Regions from separate parts of the Homo sapiens genome. Here region 2 is linked to region 1. Evidence: read pairs that join two places in POLR2A ChIA-PET (ENCODE). Cell type or tissue: HepG2. All regions are shown on one strand. Links, peaks and the distances in the headings refer to the core of each region. The heading gives the core; the rest is flanking DNA.

Region 1 (10,201 bases), core at 1,319-9,318:
ACCCCCAAAAGAAGCCCCATGCTTATTAGCAGTCATTCCCCCATTCCTTCCTCCCCTATTCCTTGTCAACCATTAATCTACTTTCTGTCTCTATGGATTTGTCTACTCTGGATATTTCATATAAACGAAATCATACACTATGGCCTTTTGTATCTGGCTTCTTTCACTTAATAACTAAAGTATAATATTCATTCATGCTGTAGCATGTATTCCTTTTTATGGCTAAAAAGTATCCCATGTTTACCACATTTTGTACATCTATCAGTTGACGGACATTTAGGTTTTCACCCTTTTGCTGTGAAGAATAATACTTCTATGAACATTTATGTAGAAGGTTATGTGTGGATATATGTTTTCATTTTTCTTGGATATATATCTGGGAGCAGAATTGCTGCGTCACATGGTAACTCTATGTTTACCTTTTTGAGAAATGGTCAAACTCTTTCCAAAGCAACTACACTGTTTTACATTCACCAGCAACGTATAAGGGGTTCCAATTTTCCCATATCTTTGCTTCGTCATTTTCCCCTTTTAAAAAAAGTTATAGGTTGGGTGTGGTGGCTCATGCCTGTAATCCCTGCACTTTGTGAGGCCAAGGTTGGTGGATCACCTGAGGTCAGGAGTTTGAGACCAGCCTGGCCAACATGGTGAAACCCTGTCTCTACTAAAAATACAAAAATTAGCCAAGTGTGGTGGTGCACACCTGTAATCCCAGCTACTTGGGAGGCTGAGGCAAGAGAATTGCTTGAACCTGGGAGGCAGAGGTTGCAGTGAGCCCAGATTGTGCTACTGCACTCTAGCCTGGGCAGCAGAGTGAGACTCCATCTCAAAAAAAATTACAGCCATCCTACTGGGTGTGAAATGATATCTCATTGTGGTTTTGATTTGCATTTTCCTAATGACTAATGGTGTTGAACATCTTTTCATTTGCTTCTTGGCCATTTTGAAATCCGAGAAGTATATCTTTTGACTTTTTTCTTTTTCAAGATTGTTTTGGCTATTCTGAGTCCCTTGCATTTCCATTTGAATTTTAGGATCAGCTTGTTACTGCCTGCCAAAAAAGGCAACTGAGATTTTGATAGGGATTACATTGAATCTGTAGATCAATTTGGGGAGCATTGCTATCTGAATAATATTGTTTTTCAATCCACAAATATGGATATCTTCCCATTTATATAGGTTTTCTTTAATTTCTTTCAACAATGTTTATAGTTTTCAGTGTACAAGTCTTACACTTCTTTGGTTAAATTTATTCCTAAGATTTTTATTTTCTTTGATGCTTATATTAGTTTGCTTGGGCTGCAATAACAGAATACCACAAATAGTGTGGCTTAAACAATGGAAGCTGATCTTCTTACAGTTCTAGAGGCTGGAAGTCCAAGATTAAGGTGCCAGCAGAGTTGGTTTTGGGTGAGGCCTCTCTTCCTGGCTTGCAGACTGCCTCCTCCTTGCTGTGTCTTCACATAGTCTTTTCTCTGTGCATATGTGGAGAGAGAGATGTCTTTGATGTCTCTTCCTCTTGTTATAAGGACTCCAGTCCCTTTGGATTAGCACTCCACCCTTATGACCTCATTTAACCTTAATTACCTCCTTAAAGGTCCTGTCTCCAAGTATAGTAACATTGGAGGTTAGGGCTTCAACATATGAATTGGGGTTGGGGAGGGCATAATTCAGTCCTTAACAATGCTATTATACATGGAATTGTTTTCTTAATCTCATTTTGGGATTGTTCATTGCTAGTGTATAGAAAAATAATTGCTTTTCGTATATTAATCTTGCATCCTGTATCCTTGCTGAACTTGTATTAGTTCTCACCAATTTTTTTGTGAATTTTCTATAGACAAGATTTTGTCATCTGCAAATAAAGATAGTTTTAATTCTTCCTTTCTAATCTGGGTGCCGTTTATTTATTTTTCTTGGTTAATTTCCCCGGCTAGAACCTCCAGTACAATATTGAATAGAAGTGGCAAGAGCAGATATCCTTGTCTTATTCCTGATAAGGAATTTTCTTAGGGGAAAGCATTCAGTCTTTCACCAACAAGTATGATGTTAGCTGGGGCTTTTTGTAGATGCCCTTTATCATATTAATGGCTTTCCTTCTAGTCCCAGTTTGTGGAATGTTTTTTATCATAAAAAGATATTGGATTTTGGCCAGGCACAGTGGCTCACACCTGTAATCCCAGCACTTTGGGAGACCAAGACGGGCGGATCACCTGAAGTCAGGAGTTTGAGACCAGCCTGGCCAACATGGTGAAACCCCTTCTCTGCTAAAAATACAAAAATTAGCCAGGTGTGGTGGCAGGCGCCTATAATCCCAGCTACTCAGGAGGCTGAGGCAGGAGAATCGCTGGAACCCGGGAGGCAGAGGATGCAGTGAGCAGAAATCATGCCACTCCAGCCTGGCTGACAGAGAGAGACTCCATCTCAAAAAAAAAAAAAAGATATTGGATTTTATTTAATACTTTTTCTACATCTATTGATCATGTGAGTTTTATCCTTTATCCTTAGTATGTTAAATTGATTTTTATATATTGAACCAACCTTGCAATCCTGGGATAAATTCCATGTGGTTTGTGGTGTATATTCCTTTTTATATGTTATTGGATTTAGTTTGCCACTATTTGGGGGGAGTGTTGTGTCTATATTCATAAGGGATATTGATTTGTAGTGTTCTTGTGATGTTCTTTCTTCTGGTTTTGGTATACCCATCTCATAGAAGGCATTGAGAAGTGTTCTCTCCCCTTTTATTTTTTGGGAAGAGTGTGAATTCTTCTTTATATATCTGGTAGAATTCACCAGTGAAGCCATGTGGTCCTGGGCTTTTCTTTGTGGAAGGTTTGTTGTTGTTGTTGTTGTTGTTGTTGTTGTTGTTTTTAACTACTAATGCAATCTCTGCTTATTATAGGCCTATTCAGGTTATCTATATTTTCTTGAGTCATTCAGTAGTTTGTGTCTTTATAGGAATTTGTCCATTCCATCTAGTTTACCTAATTTGTTGGCATACAGTTGTTTTTTTTTCTTTTTGAGATGGAGTCTTGCTGTATCACCCAGGCTGGAGGGCAGTGGCGTGATCTCAGTTCACTGCAACCTCCGCCTTCCAGTTCAAGCAATTCTCATGCCTCAAGCCTCCCAATTAGCAGGGACTACAGGCACACACCACCAGGCCTGGCTATCTTTTTTTGTATTTTTGGTAAAGACAGGGTTTTGCCATGCTGCCCAGGCTGGTCTCAAACTCCTAGCCTCAAGTGATCCACCCACCTTGGCCTCCCAAAGTTCTGGGATTACAGGCATGAGCCACTGCTCCTGGCTGTCATGCAATTATTTATAAAATTCTCTTATAATCCCTTTTATTTCTGTAAGGTTGGTAATAATGTACCTCTTTCAATCCTAATTTTAGTAACTTCAGTCTAATTTTTTTCTTAGTCTGCCTTGCTAAAGATTTGTCAATTTTGTTGATTTTTTTTTCCAAGAAACAACTTTTGGTTTTATTGATTTTCTCTATTGTTTTTCTATTCTCAATTTTGTTTGTTTCTACTCTAATCTGTATTATTCCCTTCTTTCTGCTTGCTTTGGATTTAGTTTTCTCTTCTTTTTTGAGTTTCTTAAAATGTAAGATTAGGTAATTTATTCAAGGTCTTTATTTAATGTAGCATTTACAGCTATAAATTTCCCACTTAGGTGTGTGTTAGCTGCATCTCATACATTTTACTACATTGTTTTTGGTGGGGTTTTTTTGTTTTGTTTTGTTTTTGTTTTTTTGAGATGGAGTCTTGCCCTGTCACCCAGGCTGGAGTGCAGTGGTGCAATCTCAGCTAACTGCAACTTCCACCTCCCAGGTTCAAGCAATTCTCATGCCTGAGCCTCCCGAGCAGCCGGGATTACAGGTGCATGCCACCACACCCAGCTACTTTTTGTATTTTTAGTAGAAATGGGGTTTAACCATGTTGGACAGGCTGATCTCGAGCTCATGACCTCAGGTGATCCACCAGCCTTGGCCTCCCACAGTGCTGGGATTACAGGTCTGAGCCACCATGCCCAGCCCTAATTTTGCTACATTGTGTTTTTGTTTTCATTCACTTCAAAGTATTTTCTAGTATCTCTTGTGATTTCTTCTTTGACCTAATAGGTATTTTGGAGTGTGTTTTGTGGTTTCCACATATTTGTAAATTTCCCAAATTTCCTTCAGTTGTTGATTTATTGTGATATTGCTTGCAGTGACAGAATATACATTGTATGATTTCAGTCCTTTTAAATTTATTGACACTTGTTTTATAGCCTGACATATGGTCTATTCTGGGGACTATTCCATGTGCACTTGAGAAAATGTATAGTCTGCTGGTTTTGGGTGGAAAGTTCTATTGATGTTCCTTAGATCTAGTTAGTTTGTAGTGTTGTTCAAGTCTTCTATTTCCTTGTTGGTCTTCTGTCTAGTTGTTCTATCTATTTCTGAGAGGGAAGTATTATTTCTCTAATTAGTATTGTTGAATTGTTTATTTCTCCCCTTATTTATTTTTTGCTTCATGTATTTTGAGGCTCTGTTGTTAGGTAGATATTTGTTTCTAATTGTTGTATCTTCTTTTTTGTTGTTGTTGTTCTGTTGCCCAGGCTGGAGTGCAGTGGCATGATCTTGGCTCACTGCAACCTCCAACTCCCAGGTTCAAGCGATTCTCCTGCCTCAGCCTTCTGAGTAGCTGGGATTACAAGCACCCCATACCACACCCAGCTAATTTTTGTATTTTTAGTAGAGACAGGGTTTCACCATGTTGGCCAGGTTGGTCTCGAACTCCTGATCTCAAGTGATCCACCCACCTCGGCCTCCTAAAGTGCTGGGATTATAGGCATGAGCCACTGCACCCAGCCTGTATCTTCTTGATAGACTGACTTTTAAAATCATTATTAAATGTCCTTTTTTGGTGTCTAGTAACACATTTTATCTTAAAGTCTTTTTTTGTCTGGTATAAGTATAGCTACTCCAGCTCTTTTCTTTGACAATAATAAAAATGCCAGATGGGCCCGGAGTGGTGGCTCACTCCTATAATCACAGAATTCTGGGAGGCTGAAGTGGGAGGATCTCTTGAGGCCAGAAGTTCAAGACCAGCCTGGCCAACAAATAAGACCCTGTCTCTAAAAAAAAAAAATACTTAATAATTAGCTGAGTTTGGTAGCCTGCACCTGTAGTCCCAGCTACTCAGGAGGCTGAGTTGGAAGGATCACTTGAGCTCAGGATTTTGAGGCTGCAGTTAGCTATGATTGTGCGTTGCACTCTAGCCTGGATGACAGAGTGAGATCCTGTTTCTTAAAAAAAAAAAAAAAAGGGTGGGGAGAGAGATAAAGATCGCTTGAGCCCAGGAGTTCAAGACCAGCCTGGGCAATACAGATGCCATCTCTAAAAAAACTTTCTAAAATTAGCTGGGTGGGATGGCATGTGCCTTTAGTCCCAACTACTTGGGAGGCTGGGGTAGGATTGCTTAAGACCAGGAGTTCAAAGTTGTAGTGAGTTGTGATCACACCACTGCACCCCACCTGGGCAACAGAACAAGATTGAATCATTTCAAAAGATTAAAATAAGTGAAATAAACTGTATCTCTTATAGACAGAATATGGTTGGATCATGTTGTTTTTATCCATTTTTCCAATCTCTGCCTTTTGATTGGAGTGCTTAATCCATTGCTAACAAGGTTGGATTTATGTCTGTAATTTTGCTATTTGTTTTCTATATGTCTTATGTGTTTTTATTTCTTTCTCCCTTACTGCTTTTTTTGTAGATATTTTCCAATGTGCCATTTTAACTTCTTGTCATTTCTTTTCCTATATATTCTAAAAATATTTTCTTTTTAGATTTATTTTATTTTATTTATTTATTTATTTTATTTTTGAGATGTAGTCTCACTCTTTTGCCCAGCCTATAGTGCAGTGGCACGATTTCAGCTCATTGCAGCTTCTGCCTCCCGGGTTCAAGCGATTCTCGTGCCTCGGCCTCCCGAGTAGCTGGTACTACAGGCGCACACCACCACATCCTGCTAGTTTTTGTATTTTTAGTAGAGACAGGGTTTCACCATGTTGGCCAGGCTGGTCTCAAACTCCTGACCTCAAGTGATTCACCTGCCTTGGCCTCCCAAAGTGTTGGGATTACAGGCATAAGCCACTGCACCAGGCAATTTATTTTATTTTTTTAGAGACAAGGTCTCACTCTGTCATCCAGGCTGGAGTGCAGTGGCACAATCATAGCTCACTGCGGCCCTGAACTTTTGGGCTCAAGTGATCCTCCCAACTAAGCCTCCTGAATAGCTGGGACTACAGGCATGTGCCACCATGCCCAGCAAATTTTTTTTTTTTTTGGATTTTTTATAGAGCTAGGTTTTCTTTTTTTTTTCTTTTTTTTTTTTATTGATCATTCTTGGGTGTTTCTCGCAGAGGGGGATTTGGCAGGGTCATAGGACAATAGTGGAGAGAAGGTCAGCAGATAAACAAGTGAACAAAGGTCTCTGGTTTTCCTAGGCAGAGGACCCTGCAGCCTTCCTCAGTGTTTGTGTCCCTGGGTACTTGAGATTAGGGAGTGGTGATGACTCTTAAGGAGCATGCTGCCTTCAAGCATCTGTTTAACAAAGCACATCTTGCACCACCCTTAATCCATTTAACCCTGAGTGGACACAGCATGTTTCAGAGAGCACAGGGTTGGGGGCAAGGTCATAGATCACCAGCATCCCAAGGCAGAAGAATCTTTCTTAGTACAGAACAAAATGGAGTCTCCTATGTCTACTTCTTTCTACACAGACACAGCAACAATCTGATTTCTCTATCTTTTCCCCACATTTCCCCCTTTTCTATTCCACAAAACCGCCATCATCATCATGGCCCGTTCTCAATGAGCTGTTGGGTACACCTCCCAGAGGGGGTGGCGGCCAGGCAGAGGGGCTCCTCACTTCCCAGAAGGGGCGGCCGGGCAGAGGCGCCCCCCACCTCCCTCCCGGACAGGGCGGCTGGCCGGGCGGGGGCTGCCTCCCACCTCCCTCCCGGACGGGGCGGCTGCCGGGCGGAGACGCTCCTCACTTCCCAGATGGGGTGGCTGCCGGGCGGAGGGGCTCCTCACTTCTCAGATGGGGCAGCTGCCGGGAGGAGGGGCTCCTCACTTCTCAGATGGGGCGGCCGGGTAGAGACGCTCCTCACCTCCCAGACGGGGTCGCAGCCAGGCAGAGGCGCTCCTCACATCCCAGACGGGGCGGCCGGGCAGAGACGCTCCTCACTTCCTAGACAGGATGGCGGCTGGGAAGAGGCGCTCCTCACTTCCCAGACTGGGCAGCCGGGCAGAGGAGCTCCTCACATCCCAGACGATGGGTGGCCAGGCAGAGACGCTCCTCACTTCCCAGACGGGGTGGCGGCCGGGCAGAGGCTGCAATCTTGGCACTTTAGGAGGCCAAGGCAGGCGGCTGGGAGGTGGAGGTTGTAGCTAGCTGAGATCACGCCACTGCACTCCAGCCTGGGCAACATTGAGCACTGAGTGAACGAGACTCTGTCTGCAATCCTGGCACCTCGGGAGGCCGAGGCTGGCAGATCACTCGCGGTTAGGAGCTGGAGACCAGCCCGGCCAACACAGCGAAACCCCGTCTCCACCAAAAAAATACGAAAACCAGTCAGGCGTGGCGGCACGTGCCTGCAATAGCAGGCACTGGGCAGGCTGAGGCGGGAGAATCAGGCAGGGAGATTGCAGTGAGCCGAGGTGGCAGCAGTACAGTCCAGCTTCGGCTTGGCATCAGAGGGAGAGCATGGAAAGAGAGGGAGAGGGAGACCGAGAGGGAGAGGGAGAGGGAGACAGAGGGAGGGAGAGGGAGAGGGGGAGAGGGAGGGGGAGGGAGAGGGAGGTTTTCACCATGTTGCCCAGCTGGTCTCAAACTCCTGGGCTCAAGCCAGTCACCTGCCTCAGCCTCCCAAAATGCTAGGATTACAGGTGTGAGCCACCATGTCCAACCAGTTAATTTTATTTTTAAAAATTTTTGTAGAGATGAATATTGCTATGTTGCCCAGGCTGGTCTCAAACTCCTGGCCTCATTAGCTGGGTGTGGTGGTGCTTGCTTGTAATCCCAGCTACTCAGGAGGCTGAGATCAGGAGAATCATTTGAATCCAGGAGGCAGAGGTTGCAGCGAGCCAAGATCACACCACTGCACTCCAGCCTGGGTGACAGAGCAAGGCTCTGTATCAAAAACAAAACAAAAACAAAAACAAAAAAACTCCTAGCCTCAAGTGATCCTCCTGCTTCAGCCTCATAAAATACTGGAATTACAGGCATGAGCCACTGTACCTGGCCTAAAGTTATTTTCTTAGTGGTTTCCTGGTGATTGTAATTAACATCTTAGTTTGTAGTAATCTAGTTCAGATTAATACAATGTATTGAGTGAATTTATTTTACAAAATGAATTTATTATAGAAAAACTTTCTTTCTATGTAGCTCCATTCCTTGTCCCTTCCTTTATGCTTTTTTTTTTTTTTTTTTTGAGACAAGGTCTCATTCTGTTGCCCAGGTTAGAGTGCAGTGGCATGATCTCAGCTCACTGCAACTTCCATCTCCCAAGTTCAAGTCATTCTCATGCTTCAGCCATCTGAGTAACTGGGATTACAGGCATGCGCCACCACAGTCAGCTAATATTTGTTATTTTTAATAGAGACTGGATGTCACCATGTTGCCCAGGCTGGTCTTGAACTCCTGAGTTCAAGCAATCCACCCACTTCGGTCTACCAACGTACTGGGATTACAGATGTGAGCCCCTTTATGCTATTTTTTAACATACGTAAACCTCTTTATATATTATAAGCCCATTAACACCACTTTATTAGTATTGCTTTATGCCATTGTCTTTTAAATTAGATAGAAGAAAAAATTACAAAAAATACATTTATGTTATCTTTTATATTTAGCTTTGTAGTTACCTTTACCAAAGTGTTCTTTATTTCTTCATGTGGATTTGAATTACTGACTAGTTTCCTTTCATTTCAGCCTGAAGGACTCCCTGTAGAATTTCTTGTAGAGCAGGTCAAGTTTTGTTTATCTGGGAATGTCTTAATTTCTCCTTTGTTTTTGAAGGATAGTTTTTCAAGATACAGAATTCTAGATTCACAGTACTTTTTCCTTTCAGGACCTTGAATATGTTATCCCACTACCTTCTGACCTAAATGGTTTCCAAGGAGAAATGAATTCATCTTATGGAGGATTCTTTGTATGTGATTAATTGCTTCTCTCTTGTTGGTTTCTAAATTGTCTCTTTGTCTTTAACCATCAATCATTTGATTATGATGTATCTACATATTGGTCTCTGATTTTATTCTATTTGTAGCTTACTGAGCTTCTTGGATGTGTAAATTAATGCTTTTCACTATATTTGGGAAGTTTCTGGCCATTATTTCTTTGGATATTATTTATCTGACTTCCCTCCTTCTGGAACTTTCATTATGCCTATATATTGATACAGTTGATAGTGTCCTCCACCTATTCCTCCTCAACTGGATAACCTCAAATCATGTATTTTCACATTCACTGATTCCTTCTTCTGTTAGTTCAAATATACTGTTGATCCCCTCTGGTGAATTTTTCATTTCAGTTACTATACTTTTTAACTCCAGAATTTTTTTTTTTTTAGTTCTTTTTTAAAATAATTTCTTTCTCTTTATTGATATTCTACATTTGGCAAGATATCATTCTCATATTTTCCTTTAGGTTTTTAGCCCATGGTTTTCTGTAGTTCTTTGTGTATATATATATACACAACATATAGGGAGGATACAATGATTAAATTATGCTTAGAAAAAAGTAGTGGTATACAGTTTAAATTGGAAAGGGGGATAGCTAGAAGTCAGTTGCTTGGTTTGGATGCCTCTATAATAATCAAGGTAAGAAGGAACTAGGATCTGAGTTGGAGTGGTGCCAAGAGAATGAAAGGAGGGAATATTGCAAAAAAACACTGTGTAATTAATACTGACAGGTCCTGGAAACTAAATGATTGTGGGATAGAGGGAAAAAGAAGAATAAAATAGAATGCATATATATATATATGAACTGATTTATAGTCTTTGTCTACTAAGTCCAACATCCAGGCTTCTTCAGAGATTATTTCTCTTGACTGCTTTTTTTTCTGTGTATGGTCATACTTTCTTGTTTTTTTTCCTATGTCTTAGAATTTTGTTGAAAATTGGAAAATTTAAGTAATGTGG
Region 2 (8,922 bases), core at 1-8,000, 430 kb before region 1:
GCCCAGGCTGGTCTCGAACTCCTGGACCCAAAATGATCCTCCCGCCTCGGCCTCTCAAAGTGCGGGGATTACAGGTATGAGCCACTCTGCCTGACCCCCTCTGTTTTTCCTTAACTTCATCCCACATCTGTCTGTCGGTTCCATTAGTTTCATCTGATGCCAGTTCCATCAGGGCAGGGATGTGCCTGCCCTGGTCCCCTCAGCCTGGCGCATAGTAGGTGTTACTAAAAAAAAAAAAAAAAAAAAAAAAAAAAATTCTGTTCTCATATCCCATGAGCATTGCCCAAACCACTGTTTATAGGATAAGAAACCACATTCTGGTTCCTAACTGAAAAATCTCCTATAGCTGGGCACAGTGGCTCACTCCTGTAATCCTGGCACTTTGGGAGGCTGAGGCAGGAGGATTGCTTGACCCAGGAGTTCAAGACCAGCCTGGGCAACATGACGAAACCATATCTCTACAAAAAATTCAAAAATAAGCCGGGTGTGTTGGTGCATGCTTGTAGTTCCAGCTATTCGGGAGGCTGAGGTAGGAGGATGGCTTGTCTCAAAAAGCAAACAAACAACACAACAGAAAATCACCTATAAACTGAATCTTTTTTAAGCCTATAAGAGAAGATTATGAACAAATATGCACTAATAAATTTGAAAATCCAAGTGAAGGAAGACACATTTCTAGAAAATAATATATAAGACCAAAATCCAGCAAGAAGAAATAGAAAACGTCATCAGACCAATAAATATTAGAGAAATTGAAATGGCAGCAAAAACTTCCCCTCCCCCAAAACTCAGACTCCAGTGGTTCTACAGATGAATTCCGCCAGAGTTTTAATACCAGTTGGCCGGGCGCGGTGGCTCATGTCTGTAATCCCAGCACTTTGGGAGGCCGAGGTGGGCGGATCACCTGAGGTCGGGAGTTCGAGAAAAGCCTGACCAACATGGAGAAACCCTGTGTCTACTAAAAATACAAAAATTAGCCAGGCATGGTGGTGGGCAACTGCAATCCTGGCTACTTGGGAGGCTGAGGCAGGAGAATCGCTTGAACCCAGGAGGCAGACGTTGCAGTGAGCCAAGATTGTACCATCACACTCCAGGCTGGGAAACAGAGAGAGACTCTGTCTCAAAAAAAAAAAAACAGTTAATTTCTAGCTCATACGAATTCTTTAAGAACCTATGAGAGAGTGAAAGTTACCTTATAAGGTTTGAGTAAGTTTGATTTCAAAGCTAGATCAGTACAATTTTTTATTTCATTTTATTATTATCATTTTTTTGAGACAGAATCTTGCTTCATTGCCAAGGATGGAGTGCAGTGGTACAAGTTTGGCTCACTGCAACCTCCACCTCCCAGGTTCAAGTGATTCTCGTGCCTCAGCCTCCTGACTAGCTGGGATTACAGGCATGAGCCACCACACTCAGCTAATTTTTTGTATTTTTAGTAGAGACAGGGTTTCACCATGTTGGCCAAGCTGGTCTCGAACTCCTGACCTCAAGTGATCTGCCTGCCTTGGCCTCCGAAAGTGCTGGGATTACAGGCAGGAGCCACTGCGCCCAGCTAATACAATTTTTTAAAAAAGAAAATTCTCAGCCTATTTTACTTATGAATGTAGATATAAAGAAGTCTAAATCAGGCCAGGTGCGGTGGCTCACACCTGTAATCCCAGCACTTTGGGAGGCCGAAGCAGGCGGATCACCTGAGGTCAGGAGTTCCAGACCAGCCTGGCCAACATGGTGAAACCCCATCAGTTAAAAAAAAAATAGTAGTCTAAATCAATATTATGTAGTAGAATCCAATAAGGCATTAAAATTATGCAGCATGACTGGCCGGGCGCGGTGGCTCAGGAGATCAAGACCATCCTGGCTAACATGGTGAAACCCCGTCTCTAGTAAAAATACAAAAAAAAATTAGCTGGGCGTGGTGGCGGGTGCCTGTAGTCTCAGCTACTCAGGAGGCTGAGGCAGGAGAATGGCGTGAACCCGGGAGGCGGAGCTTGCAGTGAGCCGAGATCGCGCCACTGCACTCCAGCCTGGGCGACAGAGCGAGACTCCATCAAAAAAATAATAATAATAATAATAATTATGCAGCGTGACCAAGGGAAGTTTATCTTAGGTGTGCAAGAATAGTTCAACAACAGAATATCTATCGGTGTCATTGAAAACATTAATGAGTGCTAGAAATGAGAAATTATGTGGCTATCTCAATTAATGCAGATAGAGCATTTGAAAAGGTTCAAATCCTACTTATAAGACAAAATGAAAGTCTTACCAATCTAGGGATAGAAAGGAGTTTCCTTGACTTGGTAATGGTTACGTAGCAAAAATCCTCTGACAAATGTTAACACTTATTAGAGGATTTTAGATGCATTTTCTTTAAGATCAGGAACAAGGAAAGAATCAATCAATCAACATTACTGTTTAAATGTAGAACTGGAGACCTTTGCCAATGTTACATGGAAAGAAAAAATATCAATTGGTAGAAAGACTAGAAGGAAAGAGTTAAAATATTTGCAGAGAAATTGCTTGTCTCCCTTGAAAACCAACTGGATCAACAGAAAACCTCTAGAACTCAAGAGAAAATTCAGCAATATTGCCAGATATAAAAATCAGTAGCGGGCAGGGCATGGTGGCTCACACCTGTAATCCCAGCACTTTGGGAGGCCAAGGCAGGCAGATCGCTTGAAGTTAGGAGTTCAAGACCAACCTGGCTAATAAAAATACAAAAATTAGCCAGGCATGGCGGTGCATGCCTGTAGTCCCAGCTACTCAGGAGGCTGAGGCATGAGAATTGCCTGGACCTGGGAGGTGGAGGTTGCAGTGAGCTGAGATCTGCACTCCAGCCTGGGTGACAGAGTAAGACTCTGTCTCAAAAAAAAAAAAAAAAAAAAAAAGATAATGAAAAGTCAGATACCATTCAAAACAGCAACAAAGCCCATAAAATACCCAGGAGTTTAACCTAGAACACACAAGACCTGTACAGCAAAAATCTTAAAATCTCTGAAGTATATAGAACTGCCCTGTTCAGTTTGATCACCTGTAGCCACATATAACTGTAACGATTAAATTAAATTAAAACTCCAGGTCCTCAATCACACTTGCCACGTTTCTATTGCTCCGTAGCCTCAGGCAGCTAGCGGCTACCATAATGAGCAGCTCAGGTATAGGACATTTCCATCATCACAGAACGTTCTCTTTGACAGAATTGACACAGAAGATGATTTTAATAAATATATAGCCCAGAGCAAAGATCGCATAGGTGAACTTGGTGGCTTGTCTTCAAATATTTGCAGAATTGCCACATTGACAAGAGATAACATGTATTTGTTTGACCTCTGATGATGGGGCTGGAATCATCACAGGTCAGATTTGGGTTCAGTCAAAGCTGCTGAGGAATGGAATGGTAATGTCTTCTGTGGTAATGAACTCTCCATCATGGGAGATAATCAAGGCTGAGCTGTTGCATTGGGGGTTCTTTCTTTTTTTTTTTTTTTCAGACAGGGTCTCACTCAGTCACCCAGGCTGGAGTGCAGTAGTGCGATCTTGGCTTACTGCAGCTTCCTTCTCCTGGGTTCAAGTGATTCTTGTGCCTCAGCCTCCCGAGTAGCTGGGACTACAGGTGTGCACCACCACGCCTAGCTAAGTTTTGTGTTTGTTGTTGTTGTTGTTGTTGTTGTTTGAGATGAAGTCTTGCTGTTGTCCCCCAGGCTGGAGTGCAATGATGCGATCTCGGCTCACTGCAACCTCTGCCTCCTGGGTTCAAGCAATTCTCCTGCCTCAGCCTCCTGAGTAGCTGGGATTACAGGCACCTGCCGCCATGCCCAGCTGATTTTTGTATTTTTAGTAGAGACGGGGTTTCACCATATTGCCCAGGCTGGTCTTGAACTCCTGACCTCAAGTGATCTGCCCGCCTTGGTCTCCCAAAGTGCTGGAATTACAGGCGTGAGCCACCACGCCTGGCCGGGAGTGATTTCTGGAACTGTTTCATGATCAGAGCAGAGGAGGCCTGGATAGCATCTGAGATCCCTTCCATTTGAAAATCTCTGACCCCGCATATTGTTTCAGCTCTGGGAGTGGACAAATTCCTCAGTGAGCCAGGGGTCTCAGAGAGCAACAGTCAAAGCATTTCTAAAATACAGCATCATGTTTTCAATTAAAGTGTGTCTATTTCTTCAAAATAGGTAATCATGATAGCTACTGTTTATTGAGAACCTACTGTGAGCCAGGTATTGGGCCAAACACTTTCTATACATTATCTCATGTTGTTCTTTGAATAACTGAAACAGATAGTGTTCTCATTTAACTGATTAAAAAACTAAGGCTCAGAGAAGGTAAGTGACTTGCTCAAGGTTTCACAGGAAATAAAAGGGCAACACTAGACTTTAAGCCCCAGTCTCTGTGAATCCAAACCCCATGCTCCCCACCAACCCTAACACTGTGCAGGTGGTGGGGGGGGGTGTCTCTGCTTCCTGAGGGACATCAAATACAGGCTAGATTGGCCTCCAGAAGGTTGTAGGAAGACTGGAAACTGAAATCAAGGGCTCTCCAGTCTTCTAGAGGATTAAAGATCCTTAACTTGTTAAAAAACATTTCTAGGTCAGGCACAGAGGCTCGCGCCTGTAATTCCAACACTTTGGGAAGCTGAGGTGGGAGGACTGCTTGAGGCCAGGAGTTCAAGACCAGCCTGGGCAACATAGCAAGATCCCTATCTCTACCAAAAAAAAAAAATCTAAAAAAAATTAGCCAGGCATGGTGGTGTGGCCCTGTAGTCTCAGCTACTCAGGAGGCTGGGGTAGGAGGATCACCTGGGCCAGAGGCCACAGTAAGCTATGATCACATCACTGCACTCTGGCCTGGGCAACAGAACCAAGACTCTGTCTCAAAAAATAAACACACAAACAAACAAACAACCATTTCTAGATGTTCAATGTATTATTGGGGTGTCAGGAAAAGGCTGGGGACACCTTAGCTGTTTCCTCATGAGTTTTTAGGGAAGGGCTCTTTCTGGATCTAGCCTTGAGCTTCTATTTACCTCCTCTTCTTGCAGCTCGAAACTTTGACCTGCAGAAATCCGAAGACATGCTCCGAAGGGTAAGGATCTGTGATCCCTACTGCCCTGCCTTCCATGCACTGTGACCCAGGGATTTGCTGCAAAAGGGTAGAGACTCTGGCCCTGTCCCATTCTCCTGTTTCTTCTTTCTTCCTCCCCCGATCTCTTTCTGCATCAGACCCAAGTCCCCCCAGCCCACCTCCTGTCCCCACGCTCTGAGAGCCTGGGTATGCTGTGGTGGGATCTTGGTGGCTGTGGGCAGAGGGACCTAGCCTGGTGTCCCCAGGTTCCTGCAAAATCCTATAGCTCCTGCTGTGTTCCTGCAGCACATGGAGTTCCGGAAGCAACAAGACCTGGACAACATTGTCACATGGCAGCCCCCTGAGGTGAGCCTCGAGCAGCATCCCCCAGGCCATCTGAGGCCCCTCACCCCTGACATCTCCCACCTACCACGTCCAGCCACCTGATGGAGTAGGGACCCAGCCTGGTGAGCTGGATTGAGTCGGGACCTTACCCACACTTCCAGGTCATCCAGCTGTATGACTCGGGTGGTCTTTGTGGCTACGACTACGAAGGCTGCCCTGTGTACTTCAACATCATTGGGTCCCTCGACCCCAAGGGTCTCCTGCTGTCAGCCTCCAAGCAGGATATGATCCGGAAGCGCATCAAAGTCTGTGAGCTGCTGTTGCATGAGTGTGAGCTGCAAACTCAGAAGGTGAGCAGCGGGGGTGGGGCTGGGCCTCATCTGTCTACAGGGTGGCACCAGGACCAGAGAAGGGTGGCACCCTGCCCCTCCCCAGCCCTCAGCACCCAGGGCTCTGGTGGAATGTGGGCTTCTCCCACCCTTACCCACCCGTAAAAGTGAGGTGTTGTCCATCTGTCTGGAAAACGCTGTGGGCTGCCAGAGGGTGGGATGGCAGGAAGGTGGGGAGAGGTGCCCAAGTCTCTCTGGCCAGGATCTCCTGGCTGGAGCTGTCGTCTGACCTATATGACTCTGTCCCAAGCAGCTGGGCAGGAAGATCGAGATGGCGCTGATGGTGTTTGACATGGAGGGGCTGAGCCTGAAACACCTGTGGAAGCCAGCTGTGGAGGTCTACCAGCAGGTAAGGTGGGTGGCTGGCTTGGGGCTGGTGTGGGCAGTGGCTCCCAGCTGTGAGCCCTAGCTGTGAATTGATGTGAGAATCCAGTGAGATAGAGGGGTGGGGATGCCTTGCAGGGGCTCCACAGACCAGCCAATGATGCTGGCCTAGAGACCACCCTCCACGGAGAAAGGGGAGCAAGATTAACACAAAGAGGCCAGGCGTGGTGGCTCACGCCTGTCATCCCAGCACTTTGGGAAGCCAAGGTGGGAAGATTCCTTGAGCAGGAGTTCAGGATCAGCCTGAGCAACACAGTGAGATGTCATCTCTACCAACAATAATAATAATTTTTACATTAGCCCAGTGCAGTGGCACGTGCCTGTAGTCCTAGATACTTGGGTGGCTGAGGCGGGAGGATCTCTTGAACCCAGGAATTCAAGGTCGCAGTGACCTGTGATTGTGCCACTATACTCCACCTTGGGAGACAGAGTGAGACCCTGTCTCGAGAACAAATCAACAAACAAAAAAAGAATAACAGAGAGGAAGAGGCACATGCTTGTGGGGAAGGTAGGATGGGCCAGGGATGGGCCTCTTGTCTCAGCAGCATCAGAGGCCACAGAAACCCATGGGCGGGAGGTGATGGAACAGAGCCCCAACCAGACTCATCTTGACTCCACAGTTTTTTAGCATCCTGGAAGCAAATTATCCTGAGACCCTGAAGAATTTAATTGTTATTCGAGGTAAGCCCATGACCGGGATGACCTCCTGGGGAGGGAGAAGCAGGAATTGGGGGTACAGTAGGTAAGCCATGGAGTTAAAGGCTTCTTCACCCATCCTTTGTGAAGAACCAGGTTTTGTGTGGTTGGTTTCTGGTTAGTTAGTTATTGAGATGGAGTCTCCCTCTGTCACCCAGGCCGGAGTGCAGTGGCATGATATTGGCTCACTGCAACCTCCGCCTCCTGGGTTCAAGCAATTCTCCTGCCTCAGCCTTCCTAGTAGCTGGGATTACAGGTGCACGCCACCATGCCTGGCTAATTTTTGTATTTTTAGTAGAGATGGGGTTTCCCTATGTTGGCCAGGCTGGTTTTGAACTCCTGATCTCAAGTCATCCAGCCACTTCGGCCTCCCACAGTGCTGGGATTATAGATGTGAGCCACCGCACCCGGCCTCTGGCTTTATTTTTTAGTTTCAGTCCTTCACAGACTGATATTTTTGTAATATACAAAATCATGCACTGGTATGTTTCAGCAATGTCAAGTTATAAGTTTCTAAATGTTTACTGTTACTTACTTATGTCAGTGTGGGCTGGGAACAGATAGTCCATGGACCACACTAGTGGATGGACACACTTTGAGCGGGAATGGTCCCTGGCTGCCCTGGTGATGTCATGTGTTCCAGAGTCAGAGGATCTGGTTCAAATCTAACTAGCTCTATGATTTTATCCAAGTCTACTTAACCTCACTGAGCCTCAGTTTTCCCATTATGTAAGATGGGGATACAATAGCCCCCTCCTCAAAGATAACTATGAGGTTAAATGAAACAGTGTGTGGAGAAGATGGAGCACAGAGCTTGGCCCACAGACAGTGCTCAGTTGAGTGTGAGCAATTCAGGGCAGGACAGGAAGTCTCATGTAGATGTCACACCCAAGAAGATTCCAGACAACCTGGAGTGTGGAAAAGAAGTGATACTGTTGGGGAATCAATATTGCTGACCCTAGAGCCAGCTTGTGCCCAATCCCTTACAACTGGGTTGGGGAGACAGCCATTTTTCTTTTTCTTTTTTCTTTTCTTTTTTTTTTTTTTTTTTGAGATGGAATCTCACTCTCTCACCCAGGCTGGAGTGCAGTGGCGTGATCTTGGCTCACTGCAACCTCTGCCTCCCAGGTTCAAGCAATTCTTGTGCCGCTGCCACCCGAGTAGCCGGGATTACAAGCATGCACCACTACGCTCAGCTAATTTTTGTATTTTTAGTAGAGACGGAGTTTCACCATGTTGGCCAGGCTGGTCTTGAACTGCTGGCTTCAAGTGATCTGCCTACCTCAGCCTCCCAAAGTGCTGGGATTTCAGGCATGAGCCACTGCGCCTGGCCTGAGACAACCATTTATTGAAAGCCAGGAACTGTGCCAGGTGTTATACATACATTATTTCACCTTCATTTTCCAGTTAACTGCACTAAGACTTGGAGAGGGTGGGTAACTTGCTGAAGGTCACACAGCAGAGAGTGGCAGAATCCATATCTGTCCACCTCCTGTCCAGCACCTGCTCTTGGCTGTGGCTCTGTATCCCCACGTCCTTTCTGGTCCAGCTTCTCAAGAGATTTACATGTGTTTCAGCCCCAAAACTGTTCCCCGTGGCCTTCAACTTGGTCAAGTCGTTCATGAGTGAGGAGACACGCAGGAAGATTGTGATTCTGGGAGGTGAGCGACGTGGCCCCCTGGTTGTGTCCATCTGCCTGGGAAGCAGAGGTCAATGCTAAAGACCCTGCTTCTCCCTGGCTCGTCCTCTACTCGGGCACTACCCCTGGCCTGACCCTGGTGAGCCTCCACACGCACGGGCAATGCCTTGGGTCCTAGACCGTGGGCTGGGAGCCACATAAAGGTCTTGGGTACTCTTAGGAGTAGGTGCCCGGGGGAGCACGCCCAGGACATATCAGGTTCCCTCACCAAGCTCAGCCCCCTCTGCCCTCTGTTGAGTCTCCTGAGTCCCTTTGGAGTCCCTCTCTTGCTCCCATGCAGACAACTGGAAGCAGGAGCTGACAAAATTCATCAGCCCCGACCAGCTGCCTGTGGAGTTTGGGGGGACC

Evidence for each region. ChIA-PET counts read pairs that join two places held together with the same protein. Peaks named below come from ENCODE experiments on the same cell type or tissue, not always from the same donor. Only the 100,000 strongest peaks of a DNase experiment are listed, where the experiment ranks them.
Region 2: POLR2A ChIA-PET joins it to region 1 with 5 read pairs; 2 of 35 experiments call an interaction of 5 or more read pairs at or near these places.

The regions. Positions count from the first base shown.
Region 1 is chr22:30,063,691-30,073,891 of GRCh38, reverse strand. All of the region lies in intron 1 of HORMAD2-AS1 (HORMAD2 and MTMR3 antisense RNA 1), which reads left to right. Among named protein-coding and RNA genes, the nearest start is that of HORMAD2-AS1, 11 kb to the left of the region's middle. In HepG2, for the core only: no CTCF peak of the experiment used is centred there; no DNase peak of the experiment used is centred there.
Region 2 is chr22:30,492,088-30,501,009 of GRCh38, reverse strand. It overlaps SEC14L4 (SEC14 like lipid binding 4), which reads left to right. Exons shown (of 12, transcript NM_174977.4): 3 at 5,039-5,082; 4 at 5,368-5,427; 5 at 5,568-5,756; 6 at 6,049-6,144; 7 at 6,800-6,860; 8 at 8,453-8,536; 9 at 8,855-8,922. Among named protein-coding and RNA genes, the nearest start is that of SEC14L4, 9.1 kb to the left of the region's middle. In HepG2, for the core only: no CTCF peak of the experiment used is centred there; a DNase peak (open chromatin) is centred at 3,299; H3K27me3 peaks cover 2,780 bases.